2 separate regions of the Homo sapiens genome follow, and region 1 is linked to region 2. The links are chromatin loops, found by intact Hi-C in ENCODE. Cell type or tissue: heart right ventricle. All regions are shown on one strand. Each heading gives the region's core, and the rest is flanking DNA. Links, peaks and the distances in the headings are about the cores only.

What was found. A loop is a pair of places that touch in the nucleus more often than their neighbours do. Peaks named below come from ENCODE experiments on the same cell type or tissue, not always from the same donor. Only the 100,000 strongest peaks of a DNase experiment are listed, where the experiment ranks them.
Region 1: a loop joins it to region 2, with 2.4 times the contacts of the local background. A loop is called at or near these places in 63 of 110 quality-filtered maps.

Annotation. Positions count from the first base shown.
Region 1 is chr11:124,774,179-124,784,137 of GRCh38, forward strand. It overlaps MSANTD2 (Myb/SANT DNA binding domain containing 2), which reads right to left. Exons shown (of 4, transcript NM_001308027.2): 2 at 541-796. Among named protein-coding and RNA genes, the nearest start is that of ESAM, 17 kb to the left of the region's middle. In heart right ventricle, for the core only: a CTCF peak has its summit at 4,292 (motif pointing left); no DNase peak of the experiment used is centred there.
Region 2 is chr11:124,832,314-124,842,272 of GRCh38, forward strand. MSANTD2-AS1 (MSANTD2 antisense RNA 1) reads left to right here. Exons shown (of 5, transcript NR_103862.1): 5 at 573-2,174. Among named protein-coding and RNA genes, the nearest start is that of ROBO3, 28 kb to the right of the region's middle. In heart right ventricle, for the core only: CTCF peaks have their summits at 4,844 (motif pointing left) and 5,044; DNase peaks (open chromatin) are centred at 4,500, 4,848 and 7,028; H3K4me3 peaks cover 2,483 bases; H3K27ac peaks cover 319 bases; H3K27me3 peaks cover 3,470 bases.

The DNA of each region.
Region 1 (9,959 bases), core at 978-8,977, 58 kb before region 2:
CTCTATTCAAGATAAATGGAGGCTTCCCCTCATTTTGTGTTCAGGCTCAAGTCTGAGAGAAGACCTTTTCCAAATCATAAACAGAAAAGAAAAATGTATTTGGGATAAAAGAAGGAATTCCTAAGAACAACATCTACAGCAGTTGGGCCAAGATATCTTAGCAGTCATCTTAGAACTAGAAGGTACAGGATATTTAGAATTGCATAGGATGTTACCTGTCACTGAGTGTACTTGTATAGCTCAGAATTAGAAATTCTTCTGTGTCTTTGGGAATCCTGCTGGTAAACAACTTGCCAAATGAACAACACCAAGCACCAGTTGGCAGTTTAAGGCTAAACCAAGGATGCCCACATTGCCCCAAATAGACTGGGACATGCAAATTCATGAAAGACATACAAGGCAGAGATGCCCTTTATGCCTTATGCTGACCACTATAGGGAACAGTACCAAAGATATTTACAGGTAATAAGTACTGGTGCACATACATAAAGGTATATAAATATACACAAACATAAGTATCATATATGTTGGCTTTCTTACCCAATTCCTGATCTGTTGGATAGCCATGGAGATCCTGACTGTGGTTTCCCCAGTCCTCCTGTGAATAGTCCTCCATAGTGCTGCCATCTGACTCCAGCTCCTGGTACAAGCCACTACTGTTAATAAGTACAGGCTGGCAGGGCTGAGCATCCCATCCTCCCTGACCAAACACCTGTTCCAACTGTTCAAATGTGTAACTGCTCTTTCTTTTCCCAACACCATGTTCTTTCACCCGACTGTAACACCTGCGAAGGGTCTAAGACACAAAGTCTTTTGTTATTCCTTTAAAGCTGTACTTCCTCTTCCAGGTACGGACCACAGATATTAATTACTATTAGACAGACACAGACAGACAAACATAGACACATTGTTACAGGAATGCTAGATTTCAAATTCATTATTATATTAGAAAAAAATACTAATTTAGCATTTACTCAAACATGTTATAATTAAAACAATTATTTTGCAATTAATTATCCATTAAACAACAAGAAACATTACAACATTATTGCATGTACCCCATACACATATTTTTATACCCCCACCCCCATTTAAAAAGAATAAGGGGGAAAAAAAACAAGAAATACCAGCCAGCCAATAGGATGCACACCTGCCACAGAAGAGAGAGAGCTGCTGTTGTGCCCAGAATTTGGAAAAAGTGAGGGAAGGGAGGACAGAAAGAAGAATTTCCCAAAGCAAAGAATACCTGCCTTACTCTTGATTAAGAAGGAATGAATACAGGGTAAAAATAATTGCCTAGACAAATTAGCTAGTAAAACATATTACTTACATAGTTGTATTCCTTACTAACTCAGTCTTTGTGGAAGCCGCTAAAATTTAAAACAGAGGTCAAATCAATAATGCTACAAATTCCAGGTCTCAAACATCAATGATCAAGAAACAGTACACTAATACCTACGTCTAAAGCTAGACAATCTACTCGTCTGTTCTACCAACTCAAGCTGCCAGCTAAACAAACCAACAAATGAAGCCAGTGATTTCTTTCTGGGGAAAAGGACGGGACAGAGGGGTGTTATTTCACTTCCTTTTCTGCCATGTGGCACACAGCAAATAAATATCATTATGCAAATCCACAGACAAAACCTGAATAATTTTATTCTCTTGTACAACCCTTCCATTTTTACCATGGTCTTTATTTCTAACACATATTTCTGATTATTAGCCCAGTTTCCTGAATTTAATGGTACATCTTATGCTATCTTATATGGCATTTCAAAAGATAAATCAAGGGCTTAATCCCAGCTTCCAAATTTAGTTAAGTTGCAACCAGTCTCTATCCCATCTCTGCCTCCCTTTGTTCCTTCTAATCTCCCTTCTACTTTACTGAGTTTCACTAATTATTTTCTTGAAATAAGATCTCTTTTCCCTGGTGGCTACCAAATACTTTCTAACTCAACTGTTCAAAAGTAGTTCACCTCAGACTTAATTTGTAGGCACTGCCAGACTAAATTTATCCTAAACGTGAGATTGCTCTCCATAAGCCAATATGTTAACTATTTTCACCAAACTAAAACAACTCTTAATAATATCTACAAAGCCTCCAAGGAAGTTCAGTCTCTTTATTTATATATTTTTTGAGACAGCACTTCGCTCTTGTTGCCCAGCCTGGAGTGCAATGGCGCCATCTCGGCTCACTGCAACCTCGCCTTCTGGGTTCAAGTGATTCTCCTGCCTCAGCCTCCCAAGTAGCTGGGATTACAGGCATGCGCCACCCTGCCCGGCTAATTTTGTAATTTTAGTAGAGACGGGGTTTCTCCACGTTGGTCAGGCTGGTCTTGAACTCCCGACCTCAGGTGATCCGCCCGCCTTGGCCTCCCAAAGTGCTGGGATTACAGGCGTGAGCCACCACACCCAGCCAGGAAGTTCAGTATCTTTAAATCACAGTTGACAATCTACAAGACACTCTATCAGATACTTTAAAAATTTGTCCCTTGAAGCCAGAAATCTAGATGGGTAAAAGGAATAATAAAAGCACGACATGTGTGATGATCTTCCTCACACAAAAACAGAGCAACAATTAAGAGTCTCCCACCCTAAAGCCAGCCGGCCTACCCCCTGCACAAGCATCTGCCTCATTCTCCCTTTCTTGAGATCTCTTCTGGAGCCTCAAATGATGCCTTAGAGAACTGAGGTTTCCAACGATACACTCTTTTTAAAAGTGTTTCTTCTTCCTCTTTGTAAAAGATAGTCACAATTACATAAGACAAAACTTTCTAGAACAAACCAGAAATATGAACTTGGCAAATGTGTGTCATGGGCAAACCTTCCAATGGAAGGAGACAAATGCCTGCGGCAGAGCTCATTTGACTTTCTACACACTCCCCCTTTCCCAGCGCCCTCTGCCCTCCTTGCAGGGATTGGAATTTGAATTCCAAACATCCCTTGCCAATTTATTTTTATCTCACAATGTCTAGTTTCTGCCTCCAAGAACACCCCAACCACTCTTTTCAACTCCTCCAAGGACCGTAAATGGAGAGTCCCAACCATGTCCCTTTCACCCTTCCAAGGCCATAAATGGAGAAGGAAACCATGCCACTGCTCACTACTTACTGACTCCCTGGAGAAAAGCATTCAGCACACACAAGGGCCCAGTTGGCTCTGTTGCTGACGGTTATTTCGGAAGTCAGGGAATAAAACTAACATTCCTTTCAAGAAAGGTGCCACACATATCAGGAAGTGACACAAGCATAAGCAAAGCCACCAATCTCTGGCGATAGACATGGTAGGAAACCACAGCAAAGACTCTTACTCTCTTTGGAACCACCAAATTGAGCTTAATACTTCACTTGGCTTATGTAATTGTGAATAAGGAAACTAGCAGTATCTAATGGTTACAGATATGGAAGAAAAGTCAGGTGACACATTTTACAATTTATCAAAAGACACTAACAGATCTTGCTACTTCTTACTTTGTAGTGTACTTTTGTAATACACTTGAATACTGCACTATGCTAGTATGTAAAATATCTATCAGGGGCCTGAAGGAAAGATGTTTGGTAACTTTTAAATCCATGATAGGAATTTGATGTATTGAAATCATGTTAAAAAAGATTTCCCAACTGATTTTAACTCTCTCAAGATATAAATGCACTTAAGAGGTAACTTCTGGGTTCAGTAAAGACCACAGATCCAAGGAGAGGCTATTTAAATCACATCAACTAAGAAAAAAAAAGAGTAAGAACTGAAACTTCGGCTTGACTGGTACTGTAAGAAGCACTGGGATTGAGTTAAACTTGAGGGAGTTTAGAGATGGATAAAAAGGAACTATGGAGACCTTCCAATTATCACCCACAATAAAGCAAAAGAGGTTACACTTTCCACACTCTAAATTAGCCAAAGCATGGAATTAAGACTGTGCGTGTCCCAGTCCTAAATAAACCCACTTAAAAACCTACTCTAGAGCTGAGATTACAATAATGCTCAGAAAAACGAAGCCTCAATTCCCATTTCAGACAGCTCTCAAACCCAACAAGAACCTCAATTTGGCTTTCTTGGAGAACCATGTCCTATTCAACACAAAAATCTTGCTTCCCTTTCTTCTTCCTTTATTTTACTCATCCTAGAAATTTGTAGTAACTTAAGCTTAATAGTTTCTAAAAATTAAGGTCTGGGGCAGGGGCAGAAATGTGCTTAAAATTATTAAAAACTATTCTATTCACAATTAGAGATTGTAATTTTCCTGACTGTTGGAAATCTCCCCGGTAAATTGACATGATGCTGTTGTCTCCCCCTGGAGGAAGAGTTGTGAGAGAATACTGTATCCTGAAAGAAGCTGTAGGGATAGAGGTCAGGAGGAGTCAGGAAAACCTGGACTGAAGAACTAAAGCATAGGTAACAACTTGATCGGTGGTCAACCCAGAGGAGTTCATGGTATTTGATTTGGAAGCAATGGCAAGAGAATGCTTACTAAATCCACCATGCCAAGTGCTTCATGACTATGAAGGGAAAAGAGCCAGAGAAAAGACTTCAAAGATGTCCCATTACCAAAGCAGGGAGAAAAATAAGATGGCTGACAACTGACAATTTATAGGACAGAGTGAAAGTTTTGCCAAAGTTTAAGATTAGAGTAAAAGGAAATGAGAGAATAAAAAGATGACATTCATTGTGGATGAATGTATGGGGAGTCTATGGGGGAGGGGGAAGGTAAACAAAGGCAGGAGTTTTAGATTGGCAGGATTGGGGGTTTAACGGCAGCAATGTAGAGAAAGACCCAGGGTTACAGTACACGTAACATTAAATACAGTGCACAATGCAGCTATCTTGCCAAAGTAAGTAAATCCAGTATTGGGTTGTATAAGCAGAGGAATCACATGTAAGCTATGAAGGTGGCTCTTCCTCTCTATTCAGCACCGGTGAGGCCACAGCTGGAGCACAGCATTCAGTTCTGGGCATCGAACCAGCTACAAGAGAGGGAAATTGTAGAGTTCAGAAAAGGGCAAATAAAATATTGAAAGGCTTGGAAAATAAGATCTATAAGCAGGGACAGTGGTTTCATCAAAGCCCTTCCTGACATTACCTAAGCTACTTTTGGGGTGAAATTAAGGTTTATTTTGCTTTAGTGTCCTCCAATCCTTTGACTTTCAGGAAATGGGAAGAATTAAATTCTTCCCTGGTAGGGCAAAGTAGAAAACAAACTAAATAAATCATAAAGGCATATGCCAACCAATTCCAGTATTGGCTTAATAATTTTCTCAAAGTTTGCCCCATTTCATACAATCATAAAATATTCACCAGGACAAAAACACTGTTCTAGCTAACTGACCATACATGGAATGGAGCACTATAACGTGGAGGAACAGAAATAAGGCATAACAGCTATATAAATGTATTGTTTAGAAAACATTGGCTTGATCAGTCTAAGATGTCAGATGAAAAATAAAGTCAATCTGCAAGGAGGACAGCTTAGTTATAATAGCAGGAAACAATGTTACAAGAAAAAACAAGCAGTGAAACAGATTTTCAAATGTAGCTGTCAAGCTGGCCACACTGGAAATGGATTACATAGTTATCTTAATCCACTGCCAAGTACACATGATAAATTTGAGATTCCTTTTACCCAAATGATTAAAGAGCACACTTATTCACAAACAAGGCCTTAAAAATCACATATTGTGCTCCACGAGAGATGAAGAAATTACATTGGGAGTAAATTTCCAGTGACTAATTTTCTTATAAAATTGTTAAAAATGATACCTCAGACTAAAGCAGATTTGTATTTTGAAGCAAGATCTTTGCAAAATAGATCTTTCTTATACCTTTAAAGTTACTATTGTAACTGTTAAAACTAGTTGCTCTTAGTTAATTGAGGCAACGAAACACCATTTAATATCTTTAAGAAAAACATTAATTTCTTGAGCTATATTTTGTTACTGTGAGCATAAAAGTAGGAAAGACAATATCTTATGTAGCATACATAAATAAAAAAACATTTCTGCACACAGTAAGAAAGATGTTAAGAATCTAGCATAAATTTCTATGTACATCTTTTGACACAGAGCTGTAACTAATGATTAGGAAATTACTTAAGGCAAAATCCATCTGGGGCCAGCAGAACTTTTGCTACCTTTTTTCTTAGGTTTTCTGTTCATTGACATCTGACAAACTGACTTGCCAATCCCCTAAATCCTTTAAAACCAACCAAACAAAAAAGCCCCAACCAAGTAAAACCAAAAAGAAAAATGTAGCAAACTTGTTTCACACTTACTGCTACAGAACAAGTTTTGGCAAATACAAAATGTTTTTATTCTTCAATCTTTTGCTTTTCCTTTCCAGGGCAGAAGTTCTTAACCTTTTTGAGTCATGGATCCACTCCTCAGAAAAATGCACACATACACAACCTGTCCCATACGATTTCAAGGGGGTACCTGGACTCACTAAAGAACCCATACAAGAACGTCGTTAAAAAATTCTGCTCTGCATTATGTAGTTCTTTCCTCCATAAAATATAACATACATTAGTTTGAAACCCTAAAATAAGGTAAACTTGTATCTTAGATTTTATAGGAGATTCTAAAGATTGGAACAATTACTTTAAGTACAATTATCAGTTCACTCACTATTCTGTTCATTTAGATAAAGCAGCATTAATTTCCTTTAAGAGGTAAATTAGCCAAATTCCCGTTTCTTGAAGGAAATAATTTCTATCAGTAAAAGCATACAAGGGCCGGGTGCGGTGGCTCATGCCTGTAATCCCAGCACTTTGGGAGGCCAAGGTGGGCGGATCACCTGAGGTCAGGAGTTTGAGACCAGCCTGGCCAATATGGCATAACCCCGTCTCTACTAAAAAGACAAAAATCAGCCAGGCGTGGTGGTGGGCACCTGTAGTCCCAGCTACTCGGGAAGCTGAGGCAGGAGAATCACTTGAACCTGAGAGGTGGAGGTTGCAGTGAGCCAAGATCGTGCCACTGCACTCCAGCCTGGGCGACATGAGGGAGTCTCTGTCTCAAAAAAAAAAAAAAAAAAAGTGAAAGCATACAACGATATTACTTTACTCTTCTAAAAAATATAGCACTTCTTTCTACCTGCTGGGCAAGAAATCTTTTTTCTGAAGTAATAATTAAGTGATATTAAATGATTCGTTATGCTGATTATCTGTTCCAACTGCATCACACAGTACTTGATCACTTATTGTCTGATTAACTTATCGATATAGATGCCAGATAAACTACCTCAAGTAACAACTTAAAACAGAAAAACACACATCCAGAAACAAGTATAGTAAAGTAAGTCTTGACTACGTTCCTTAGTAGTCTCTATGGCTAAGCTCTCACATCTTCCAGCTTTAACACTGCCTAATGTCTAAAGGGTCTCACAGGAATAGGCAATGTCTACAATAATTCAATCCTCAACCCAATGGGATCACAGTCTAATTTATGACTCTATTAAAACTGTTCCTATTGTGATCATCAATGTCTTTTTTTTTTTTTTTTTTGAGACAGATTCTCGCTCTGTCGCCTAGGCTGGAGTGCAGTGGCACAATCTGGGCTCACTGCAACCTCTGCCTCCTGGGTTCAAGTGATTCTCTTGCCTCAGCCTCCCGAGTAGCTGGGACTACAGGCACCCACCACCACGCTCGGCTAATTTTTATATTTTTAGTAGAGACGGGGTTTCACTATGTTGGCCAGGCTGGTCTCAAACTCCTGACCTCAGGTGATCTGCCTGCCTTGGCCTCCCAAAGTGCTGGGATTACAGGCGTGAGCCACCACGCCTGGCCAATGTCTTCTTAATAACTGAATGAAGCTCAAACTTTGTCCTTAACTCATTTAACTTCCCTGCAGCATTTGATACTCTTCATCACCTGCTGATATCACTGTCTTTGGCAAATGTCTCTTTATAACACTTTTTGTAATATACTGATCCACTAAAGGTGGGTGGAATTGCCTAAGGTTCTAATTACAAACTAGGCTCCATCTTCTAAACATTATGGAGCCAGAATCAGTGGCTCATGCCTATAATTCCAGTACTCTGGGAGGCCAAGGCTGGAGGACGCTTCAAGGCCAGGAGTCAAGACCAGCCTGGTCAATATAGCAAGACTTTGTCTCTACTTAAAAAAAAAAAAAAAATTAGTCTGGGTGTGGTGGTGTGCACCTGCAGTCTCAGCTACTGGGGAGGCTGAGGCAGGAAGATCCCTTGGGCTTAGCAGGTAGAGGCTGCATTGAGCCATGATCACGCCACTGCACTCCAGCTTGGGCAACAGAGTGAGACCCCTGTCTCTAAAAAAAATAAAAATAGAAAAACGTAATACAAGTTCTGAACATAAAAGAACCTCAGAGATCATCTAGTTCATCTTCCTCACTTAACAAATGAGGAAGCAAGGCCCAAAGATAAGTATTCCTTTAAGAGGAGTTTGGCATATGAAAATTATCAAATGCCACTTAAGAAACTTTAATGTTTCCTAAGAAGTTATTTCACTAGATTGTAAGCTCCATGAGGTAAGGATTTTATCTATCTTGGTTGTCTCTATTCCCCAAGCCTAGAACAGTGCTAATCACATGAGGCTTATTCAAAATATATATTTATTCAATACATAATTAAGCTAATTTTAAAGTAGTAAATCACTAGCAAGAGGATAAAATTTTTCTTAGCAAAGAACATCAGAAAATTCATTGCTTAACTAAAATAAATTATCAAATCAATGAATCTTGATGGGCGGGGCTCCTGAAACCTTTTGAAAATAGCTGGGCAAGGCTATTTTAAAAATATCTATCATTCTTGTTGTTATACCTTTCTTTGGGCGGGCAGGCCACGTGCCAAAGGGAGCTCTGCAGCCCTGTCCAAATTTTATTTCTTATGCCTTACAAAGTAAACAAGCAAATGAAATAGTCAAGAATGTAAGGTAGTTCTGTCAAAGACAGGAAGGGGGAAAGACTCGATTGCTTTCTGATTTTAATCGGGTCAAACAGAATGACCACCACAAACGAAGAGATCTTACCTCTCTGGAGCCTCAGTCTTTGTGGGGAACTGTCCAGGACTGAATCCTATCAGCTTGCACTTCATTCTGAATCTGGCTATCAATGACTCACTCACTTTGTGTTTATAACTGGTCAATACTGCCTCCATGAGAAGAGATTCTTGCCTAGAATATATATTAATAATTCAGGGCCAGGTCCAGTGGCTCAAGCCTATAATCCCAGCACTTTTGGAGGCCAAGGCAGGCAGATCGCTTGAGGCCAGGAGTTCTAGACCAGCCTGGCCAACAGGAGATACCCTGTCTCTTCTAAAAATACAAAAATTAGCCGAGTGTGGTGATGCACACCTGTAGTCCCAGCTACTTGGGAGGCTGAGGCATGAGAATTGCTTGAACCCAGGAGGGAGAGGTTGCAGTGAGCTGAGACTGTGCCACTGCACTCCAGCCTGAGTGACAGAGTGAGACTCTGTCTCAAAAAATAAAAATAAAAAATAAAAGAAAGTAAAAACAAAACTTTAAAAAAATATAAAATTCAGGAAATTTTGATTGTCAATGAATATCAAGTTCTAAGTTTTCTAGGTTCCTTCATGCTAGCAGCTGAGGGTCGTGCCCATTCAGATTACTAAGAAAAAAACCCTAAAGAAGGACAATACTAATTGTTAAAAACAAACATCTTCCATGGCTCAAGGAACTCAATTCATGTAACCATAAAGCTTCTGACCCTATGCTATGTGTGCTTCTCATGGACACTCATACAATGATCTCAGATGAGCAGTAATACTTGTAAAGGTCACACCTAGCATGCATGTTCATGTATAAGAGCTTCTTTAGGGTACAAGAATCCTTCAAGACAAGGAATTCTCAAGTGCTTTTCTATTTACAAGAATACAGGTCAAAAAAGTAGGGTATACTGAACTATTTCAGTATATAAGCAGCAATAGGTAGTAGCTACAGTCACCAAAGATAGCAGATAACACTATTTGTCTAGAAC
Region 2 (9,959 bases), core at 1,007-9,006:
TCAAGTGATCCTCCTGCCTCAGCCTCCTGAGTAAGTGGGACTATAGCCATGCGCTGCCATACCTGGCTAATTAAAAAAAAAATTAAAGAGACTGGGTCTCTCCCTCTGTGTTGCTCAGGTTGGTCTCAATCTCCTAGCCTCAAGCAATCCTCCTGCTTCAGTCTCCTGAAGTGTTGAGATTACAGGTGCTAGCCACTGTGCTTAGCTATCAATGAGTTTTCGGTTGTATTTGCACATGCATACTAAAGAGGCAAGAAAAAAAAAACTGAAGATACCAGCTATGCGTCCTCCAATTCTAACTCCAGCAGATACCAGCTGTGCATCCTCCAATTCAATTCTAACACCTTCCACCTGGAGACAGGCTCAGTCACATCCCACAGGCTGCGGGCTCAGTCCCACAAGGCTGCCCCACTTCAAACGCCAGTCATAACCACAGGCTGTAACCTGTGCTTCTGACCAAGCAACTATAAATTGAGGTTTTCAGGGCCCTCACCTTGGGTTTGATTAATTTGCTAGAGTGACTCATAGACCTCAGGGAAACACTTTACTTACACTTACCCATTTATTACAAGGATGTTACAAAGGACACAGATCAAGAGCCAGCTGGAAGAGATGCACAGGGAAGGGGTGCGGAGCTCCCATGCCCTCTCCAGGGCACCACCCTCCAGGCACCTCCATGTGTTCAGCTATCTGGAAGCTCCCCAGACTCTGTCCTTTTGGGTTTTCATGGAAGCTTCATTATGTAGGCATGAATAATTATATCATTGACCACTGGTGACCAACCCAAACTTCAGATCCTTTCCCTTCCCCAGAGGTTGGAGGGTGGGGCTGAAAGTCCCAGCCCTCTAATCATGGCTGGGCCACCATTTACCTCATTAGCATACAAAAGACTCCTGTTGCTTTAGAGATTCCAAGGGTTTGGGAAGCTATATGTCAGGAGACAGGAGAAGACCAAATATATATTTCACAGTATCACACACACATACTCTCTTGATCACAGGTGAAGTTTTGCCCAAAGCAACAGAAGTGAAGCAAGCTTCTATTCTCACAGAGGTTTGGGTCCGGTAGATACTAATAACTTCTATTCTCTGATGCATTGTAGTAGGGCAGACATTAAGCATTTCATGTGCATTTTTTTTTTCTTTTTGAGACAGGGTCTCACTCTATCTCCCAGGCTGGAGTGCAGTGGCACTAACACAGCTCACTGTAGCCTCAATCTGCAGGGCTTAAGCGATCCTCCCACCTCAGCCTCCTGAATAGCTGGGATTACAGGCATGCACTACCATGACCAGCATATTTGTATTTTTTGTAGAGACGGGTTGTTACTATGTTGCTCAGGCTAGTCTTGAACTCCTGACCTCAGCCTCCCAAGTAGCTAGGAATACAGGCACATGCCACCACAGCCAGCATATTTTTGTATTTTTTGTAGAGACAGCTTACTGCCATGTTGCTTAGGCTGATCTTGAACTCCTGAGCTCAAGGGCTCCACAGGCCTTGGCTTCCCAAAGTGCAAGGACTAAGGTGCAACTGCCACACCCAGCCTTTCATATGTATTATCTTATTTAAGCTTCACTTTACAAGTGAGAAGGGCAGCCTTGGCTCAGAGAAGTTAGGTGACTTGCAGCAAATCACATAATTGCTAAGTGATGGATCTGAGCTTTAGCCCCAGGACTATCTGACCTTGGGTCTAAACTTATACTACTGTATTTTTCGTTAAGTCAGTCAGAGTTCTATCCTTTGACAGAAAGTATAACCTTCTTTTAAGGCAGAATAAGACCCTCTGCCCAACCCTGCTCTTTCTTTCTCCTCCGCACTAAGAAGACAGCGAATACAGTAGAGGGTTTTGGACTGGGATAGTGGTTGCAGAGAAGATCTGGAACTAAAAATATGGACCAGGGGTAGAAATGGTGGTGATTCCACCAAACTTGGAAACACTTAACAAGACCCCATAACATGCAAGATATGCAAGAAATGGGGTACATTTTCTATACCAGTGCCTTAAGTAAAAAAATTCCTTGTTAAACAAATGATTTAGAGAAGACAGAACCAAATATATATATATAGCTGTGTGTGTATTCTAATAAAGGTTGTTAAAGTCTTAAAGTTAGTGGTGGGAGAAAACAATAAAAAAATATGAAATCTCCCTATGTTAATAAACTAATTTCAAATACCAAGGGTTGGTTTTTGGTTGGGTGAGTCTGTTTTTGCCTTGATTAAAAAGAAGTGATTTTTTTCTTCAGCCTAGTTTTCCTGGTATGAAAGGCAAGAAGGAATGACATTCCATAACTGTTATAGAGGTGAAAACAGTTTTATTTATTGGTGGTCATTACCGGCCTATAACCAGGGCACAACCTTCTTGGTAAACATTTACCAAGCATTAGTGGAAGATGATTCACTAACTTTTAAAACTCTCCTTCCCTTATATGCATATTAATACCACGATATCTTTAGCTTTTAAGTCCATATATACAGGCACAGGTGCGAATAAATTCAAACATATCACTTGTAGTGGTTTACATAAGGGCTTGCTAGTTCAAATGGGGTTGTTAGTTTTGCATCTCAAATTAGTTCCTGTCAACCCAGCAACTAAAGAAAATTCCTTTGTGAAAAAAGTTTCCAGGCATGACCCAGTAATTGTTTTAATGGATTTTCAATGAAGGGTGAAGTACCATGCTATGTAGCCTGTGGGCATTCCATAAATATATTTTGACTGATTCTGTTAACAAACTACATAGAAAAAACCAAATACTTACTATCCAATCCTCTTATATTGTTTCCCATAGGCTCTGTCTGTTAGTGTATTTATAAGCATTTAAAGTGTATAAGGGAGCTCTGGCAGTGAGAGTGAATTGCCCAATGCAGAGAAGCACTCTGGGCTGGAGGGTTTTACTTAGTCTAAGATTTTCTTTTTTTTTTTTTGTGAGACGGAGTCTGGCTCTGCCGTCAGGCTGGAGTGCAGTGGCATGATCTTGGCTCACTGCAGCTTCCGCCTCCTGGGTTCAAGCGATTCTCCTGCCTCAGCCTCCCGAATAGCTGGGAGTACAGGTGCATGTCACCACGCCTGGCTAATTTTTGTATTTTTAGTAGAGACAGGGTTTCACCATGTTGGCCAGGATGTTCTCGATCTCTTGACCTCGTGATCCACCCTCCTCGGCCTCCCAAAGTGCTGGGATTACAGGCGTGAGCCACTGTACCAGGCTACTTAGTCTAAGATTTTCAGTGTGCACCTGAGATTTGCCCTTTCCAAAATGAGGAAGAGGCCTGAAGCCGATCAGCTGAAAGAAGTACTAAGCCCTGCAGGCTGAAAAGGTAATGTCCCACCTATGCTGGAGGACCTGATGTTGGTATAGTCAATTTTCTGTCTTCTATGTAAGGTATAGATCTGCTCTGATCTTGACATTGTGAAGAAAGCTACTATACTGTCAGAATCTGCTGTAATATAGCCCTGAGATGAGAAAGGTGTGTAGAACAGAAATCTTCACTGCCCTTCTCCCAAAACATTCATTGACCCCTCCTGTAAGATATATATATATATATAATTATTATTTTTTCTAGACAGAGTCTCGCTCTGTTGCCCAGGCTGGAGTGCAGTGGTGCAGTCTTGGCTCACTACAATCTCAGCCTTCCAGGTTCAAGGTTCCCAGGTTCCCAAGCAGATTCTCGTGTCTCAGCCTCTTGAGAACTGGGGCTACAGGCACACGCCACCACACCTGGCTAAGTTTTATATTTTTAGTAGTGATGGAGTTTTGCCATGTTGGCCAGGCTGGTCTTGAACTCTTGATCTAAGGTGATCCGCCAACCTTGACCTCCCAAAGTGCTGAGATTACAGTCATGAGCCACCGCGCCCGTCCTGCATTCTTGCTGTGTGTGTGTAACCCTTGCTATAGTTATATAATTTAGGTTGAATTTAATTTATACGTTGACTATGATCTGAGGGTCAAGATCATTTGGGATAAAGGAGAGATCAACTACATGTCCGTATACTGCAAGTTAGAATTTAGTTAAGAAGGCCCTGAGTAGATTCCAGAATTATAATAAAGCTTTCATTTTTAGTTTGAGGAAACTTCAATATGGGCGACAGAACAAAGAACTCGGGTGGTAGGAATTAAGTTGGTAGGAATTAAGAGGGTGCCTGCCAGACGGGCTGGAAGTGAAGGAAGCCATGTGCCTGCAAAGCTGTTTAGGGCTGCCATGTGTTTATGCCCTGGCAGAAACCTCTGGTTAGAAGTTAGATCGCTTACATTTTTCTTAAGTAACCCATTTTGTTACATCCATATGTTTTCCCTCTTTCCAGAAGGAAAAAAAAGTATCAGCGAGCCCTTCCTCACGGATCAGGAAGCTCAAGGGATTACTCAAGTACATTGGCGGCAGTTACAAAGATATTTTCTTTTTTTTTTTTTTTTTTTTTGAGACGGGGTCTCGCTCTGTTGCCCGGACTGGAGTGCAGTGGCGCGATCTCGGCTCACTGCAAAGCTCCGCCTCCCGGGTTCACGCCATTCTCCTGCCTCAGCCTGCCAAGTAGCTGGGACTACAGGCGCCCGCCACGACACCCGGCTAATTTTTTGTATTTTTAGTAGAGACGGGGTTTCACCGTGTTAGCCAGGATGGTCTCGATTTCCTGACCTCGTGATCCACCCGCCTCGGCCTCCCAAAGTGCTGGGATTACAGGCGTGAGCCACCGCGGCCTACAAAGATATTTTCAAGCATTGTTCTCCCTACCCCAAATTTCTGAGTCATTTAAGTAGAGAAACAGCTCTTTTGCCCTGGCTCATATATGAAAAAAGTAGAATTCAGGCCAGGCTTCAAGTCTAGGGATGATTCTCATTAATGAGGTTAGGTCTGCCACCTGGTGGTGAGAAATAAAATGCCACTTGATTTTCTCATCTGATCTGTCCATATACCACACTTAAAAATTCCACTTTGCAAATCCATCCTTAACCTCTGACTCGGGTTGTGCTTGCCGCCAGCCAAAAGTTCCCAACTGATGACAACGGCACCGACACCTTGGGGAGAATTTTTAGGCAACCATCTGGAACTCATTCCCTATGAACACATTTGAAGTGTTTTAGAACACTGGTAGGTGGTTCTACAACACTTCAAATGTGACTTAAGGTAGATTTTAGGAGAACAAGGTTCTCCTAAAGAGGAAAGATAGCACTAATTCATTCATTAGTACACAAACTATTGTGTAAAAAAAAACTATGCTCTTCAATTTGTAAACAAATGTGTAAGACAATGCCCCGCTCCATCAGTGACAAAGAGATGGGAGTGGATAACCAAGTTAGGCTGGGAAAATAAGAGTAATTCTTGCTTCCCGTTGAAAGGCTGAGGAGAGTGCAGAATCATCTGAAGCCATTAGGGGGAGTGCTAAGTCTTCAGAAACACACACACACACACACACACACACACACACTCGAATACTAGAATATGAATTCTGGAATATGTCCACAATTATTTGGGGATTTGGCCTATGGATCCCTCACAGAGGGTGAAGATACCCAAGTACCCTGGAGAGCTTCAGCTTCCAGTAACCTCCTCCAGCACTGAAGACTTCAGCTCCTTCCTTTTTTCACCTGCCCCTATTTTCCTTTCCTTGTAGGCCAGTACTCTCAAAGTGTGGCCCCCAGTATCACCACTGTCACCACCTGGGAAACTTTCAGAAATGCAATATCTCTGCCCGTACCCCAGATCAAAGGAATCAGAAACTGTAGGGCAGGGTTAATAAGGCCTCCAGGTGATTTTCATGCAAGCTGTGAATCTCTAGTCCAGGGGTGTCCAATCTTTCGGCTTCCCTGCCACATTGGAAGAAGAATTGTCTTGGGCCACACATAAAATACACTAGCTAAAAAATTTTTTTTTTTGCAAAAAACCTCATCATGTTTTAAGAACATATATGAATTTGTGTTGGGCCGCATTCAAAGGTGTTCTGGTCTGCATGCGGCCCATGGGCCGTGGGTTGCACAAGCTTGCTCTAGTCTTAGGGTGATCCTCTGGGCACAGACCAGGGAGACTTGTCGGAGTGGGAGCTAAGGGGAGAAGCAATGGGTCCTAGAAGCCAATCTAGTTACCCAGTCCAGCCCAGAGTGTTAGAGGGAGCAGAGAACAGCCACAAAGGGAGGTGGCAGAGGTTTTTGCCAACTGAGCACCAGCTTTGTGGACACTGACCCTCCAATCACCCTTGGTCACAAGATCTTCAGATGGGAGACTCAGTCTTCAATTAAAGCGACACTAGAGAAGAATCCCTACAGTACCCAGAGCAAATAAGATAAATAGGGCTGTGTCCACCCCACCTGGGTGCAGCTCCAGCTCTTTTCACTCCCTTCCAGATCCGCGGAAAGCACCCCTGACACGCATATATTTGTGGATGGGATACCTGGATTGAGAGCGAACTCCATCAACCCCCCGAGACACTGCACCCTGCTCCCTCCTCTGCTGGAGGAACTGCCACTTTCTAAAGGAAAATACTATTTAATGTGCAGAATTACAGTACACACAATACTTATAGTATGGCAAGTATTAGTCCTTGGTATTTTTTCCGCCACCTTTTCCCATCTCCCCATCCTGTATGCCTGTGCCTCCTTACCTTTCTAGCACAAAACAGGCACTTAAAAAATAGTGCAGAATGAACAGCTGAAGCTTGCTTCTACTATCTTCCATATTTTTCTCTGGCTGCTGTCAAAAAGCGCCAGCTCAGAGCCAGGGTGGCCGACTTTGTCACAGTCTCTGCTGGAAAACGACATTTTTTAGGGGGAAAATCATAAGCCAATGCAGACATGTCCCTGCCCCCTATTCCTTCTCCCTGCACGTGGGCACACAATGGGCGGCCGGCAGAGGTGGGGGAGTGAGGAGCACAGGCTCCGTGTGTCCAAAGTCCCGGGTCACCTCGGCCTGGAATCCATCTAACTCAGCTGCAAACCAGAAGACGCGGCCTGGGAGGGGCGTAGAGCCCTCCCCCACCTCCCCGGGCTGGGTGACTGTCAGGCCGCATCTGCTCCAAATTTATGGCTCCTCCTCGGGCCGCCGCCGGCCTCTCCACGGCCTCTTTACCAACTGCAGCCCCAGCTGAGACCCCTCCCGCGGGGAGGGAGGGAACACGAAGCGCGGCCGGGGCTGGGGGCGGGGAGCAGGTGTGAAGCGGGGTGGCAGCGGCGCGCGGTCACCCTCCACCGCGCCGCGGAGACCCGGCGTCACCCCCACGCGCACACAATGGCGCGGGGGCCAGGCCGAGGACGGCCCATTAGCGGCTGATGGAGGAGGCGGGAGCCCGGCGGGCCGCCTAATCCCCGCACGCGGACACCTGGGTGGGAGCGCGGGCGAGTGGAGGGCGCGCCTGCACGCAGGATCCCGGGCTGGGCAACGGCCTAGACCGCCTCTCGCCAAACCTCCCACGCCAGCGCCAGTCCGACGAACAGGAGCTGGTCCAGCGAACAATAAAAGGCCCCGGGGCTGGGGAGGGATGGAAGCGCCCTTGGAGCGCGCAGGCTACGGGCGCCCCCGGCAGCGCCCCCGCGCCTTCCCCTCCCGCCCCGCGGCCGCTGATTGCCTATTGTGCGTCCCCTCTGCGGCCGCCCGCGCGATGCACTCTGCGAGCTGGCCCCTTCGTTTCTAAATGAGCAGCCAGCGCCGCAGACACGTGCCAAGGGAAGGGTAGTTCACTGCGTGGGGCGGGGGGACATGCAATAAGACAAGAGACCGCACGGAAATAGCTCCGTGCCCGTCTGCTGCACTGTCCTTCTCACGTGCCTTCGGACAAGGGGACTTTCACTCTCTCCCCTCCTCTGCCCCAATCGCTCTGTCTCCCTGAGACTGACCACCCTCTTCTCTAACCCGAACTCCGCAGGGGAGCCTTCAGCCTTTTATTATTATTTTTTTCCTGGGTAGTAGATGTCTTTGCCTTGGCTGGGCTCTGGAATGCTCAGGTAAAAAGTGGGTCTGGCCGGATGCAGTGTGTATCTTCAACACGGAGGCTAGAGAATTGGATAGAGGAGCAGCGCTAGTCTGTGACAGCTCCAGACGCCCTGCTCCAAGCACCCCAATCCTAAGCACCCCAATCCTCTGGTATCTTCCGTCCCAGGGAACTCTGGCTGGTCGTCATGGCTTTGTTTAATGCTCCTCTCTGCCACACTACCGCGTTCCCTGTGGGATGGGAACCTCTGGGAAAGGACCTGACAAGGGACCAGAAAAAGGTTTGGGGAATCAAAGTCTAGTAGTAAGGGGTCCTACCACTGATGGTTTGGACTCACGGGCAATTTACAGTTGGATGGAAGCTGAAGTGTCATCAGATTTAGAGGCCACAGTCTGGCAGCCTGTGGACCAAATCCAGGCCACCAACACATTTTGGTCCATAAAGTGTTTTTTAAACTTTCCATCATGAATAATAGCATATTGTGGATCATAAATATATATAAATTAGTGAGAATGCTATAATAAACCCCCATAGTCCCACCACCCAGTTTCAGCCAGCACTTAATCTATTCAAAGGCAATCTTCCTTCATCTATTCTCCCACTCTCCTCCAGAATTTGAAGCAAATCTCAGAAATCCTATCATTTCTTCTTTAAGTACTAAAAAGTAGTCCTAAAAGATAAGAATTCTTTTAAATAGCATAATAATATCAATATCACACCTAAAACAATAATTCCTTGTCCTCAAATATATAGTCAATGTTCAAACTTCCCCAATTGTCTTATTTTTCTTTATTGTTCAAATTGGGATCCAAATGAATCTCCACAGTGCATTCTCTCCTTTAATCGGATAATCCCCCAGTTAATCTCTTTTTTTCCTGGAAATTTATTTGTTAAATAAACCAGATCATTTGTTCTGTAGAATTTTCCACAGTCTGGATTTTGTTAAATGTATCCCCATGGTGCCATTTAACATGTTCTTCTACCTCTACATTTCCTGTAAATTGGTTGTTAGATATAGAGGCTTGATCAATTAATGCTGGATTTTTTAAAGAATAATTCATAGACCATAGTTTAATTCGATCCAAAGTAATGTCTGCTTGTCAGTGATGACCATTGTCTAGACCCATTATTTCATTAGGGATTGCCAAGTTGTGACATTCTAGTTCTATGATTCACTCTTCATTTATGAGCTTGAATACTTCTCTAAAGAGAATCTGTCATCAATGATTTGTTTATGCAGAGGTACACGTCAAATAGGAAAGGCAGGATAAATGCTTGATTCTTTCCCTTATTATTTATCAAAATAATGAGGTGATTCCTCAGATTCCCCTAATGGTGACCAACGATTTTTTTTAAATCACTTATGAACAAATGGATTTAAATATATCTCATGTGTTTCAAACCAAGTATATTTTGATTGGGCATTTTAAAATTAGAAGATGTCATATTAAAAACATTGACCTCTGGCTTCCGTTGTAGAATATCTGGCAACCTTGAGTCCTTTTCCAGCAAGACTAGAGCAGACTTTGGCTGAGGGGCACTGCCTCCTTCAGTAGGCATTCATTCTTGCCTTGGCATGCTTTGATCTTCTTAGACCCTGGACCCCCTGCCCTGCAGGAGTAAGTCTGTAAAGCAGATCCAATCCAAGTCTCTCACCTTATAGATGAGAGAGCTGATGAAGTAGCTTACCTTCCTGAGACTGGAAGACAAGTCTCCTGGCTGCCTACCAAGACGAGGGTAAAGCAAACAGGGAAGACCAGCTGGTTTCTGCCTTACCTGCAAGTTGAGCTGAGCCAGAGACCTGGGACCACTTCAAGATAACCTTCCTCCCCATTTGCAAACACACCTTGCAGAGGAAACTTGGGAATATTCCAAACTCCACTCCCTCTTTTGCCTCCCACATCCAATCAGCCACCTAGCCTGCTAATTAGCCTCCCTTCCTCCATTCCTGTCCTCCTCCAACTCATCCTCCTCACTCGCAATGAGGTTTTCCAAAACATATGTCTAACCATGTCACTCTCTGGCTTTAAAATCCGTCACTAACTGCTCATTG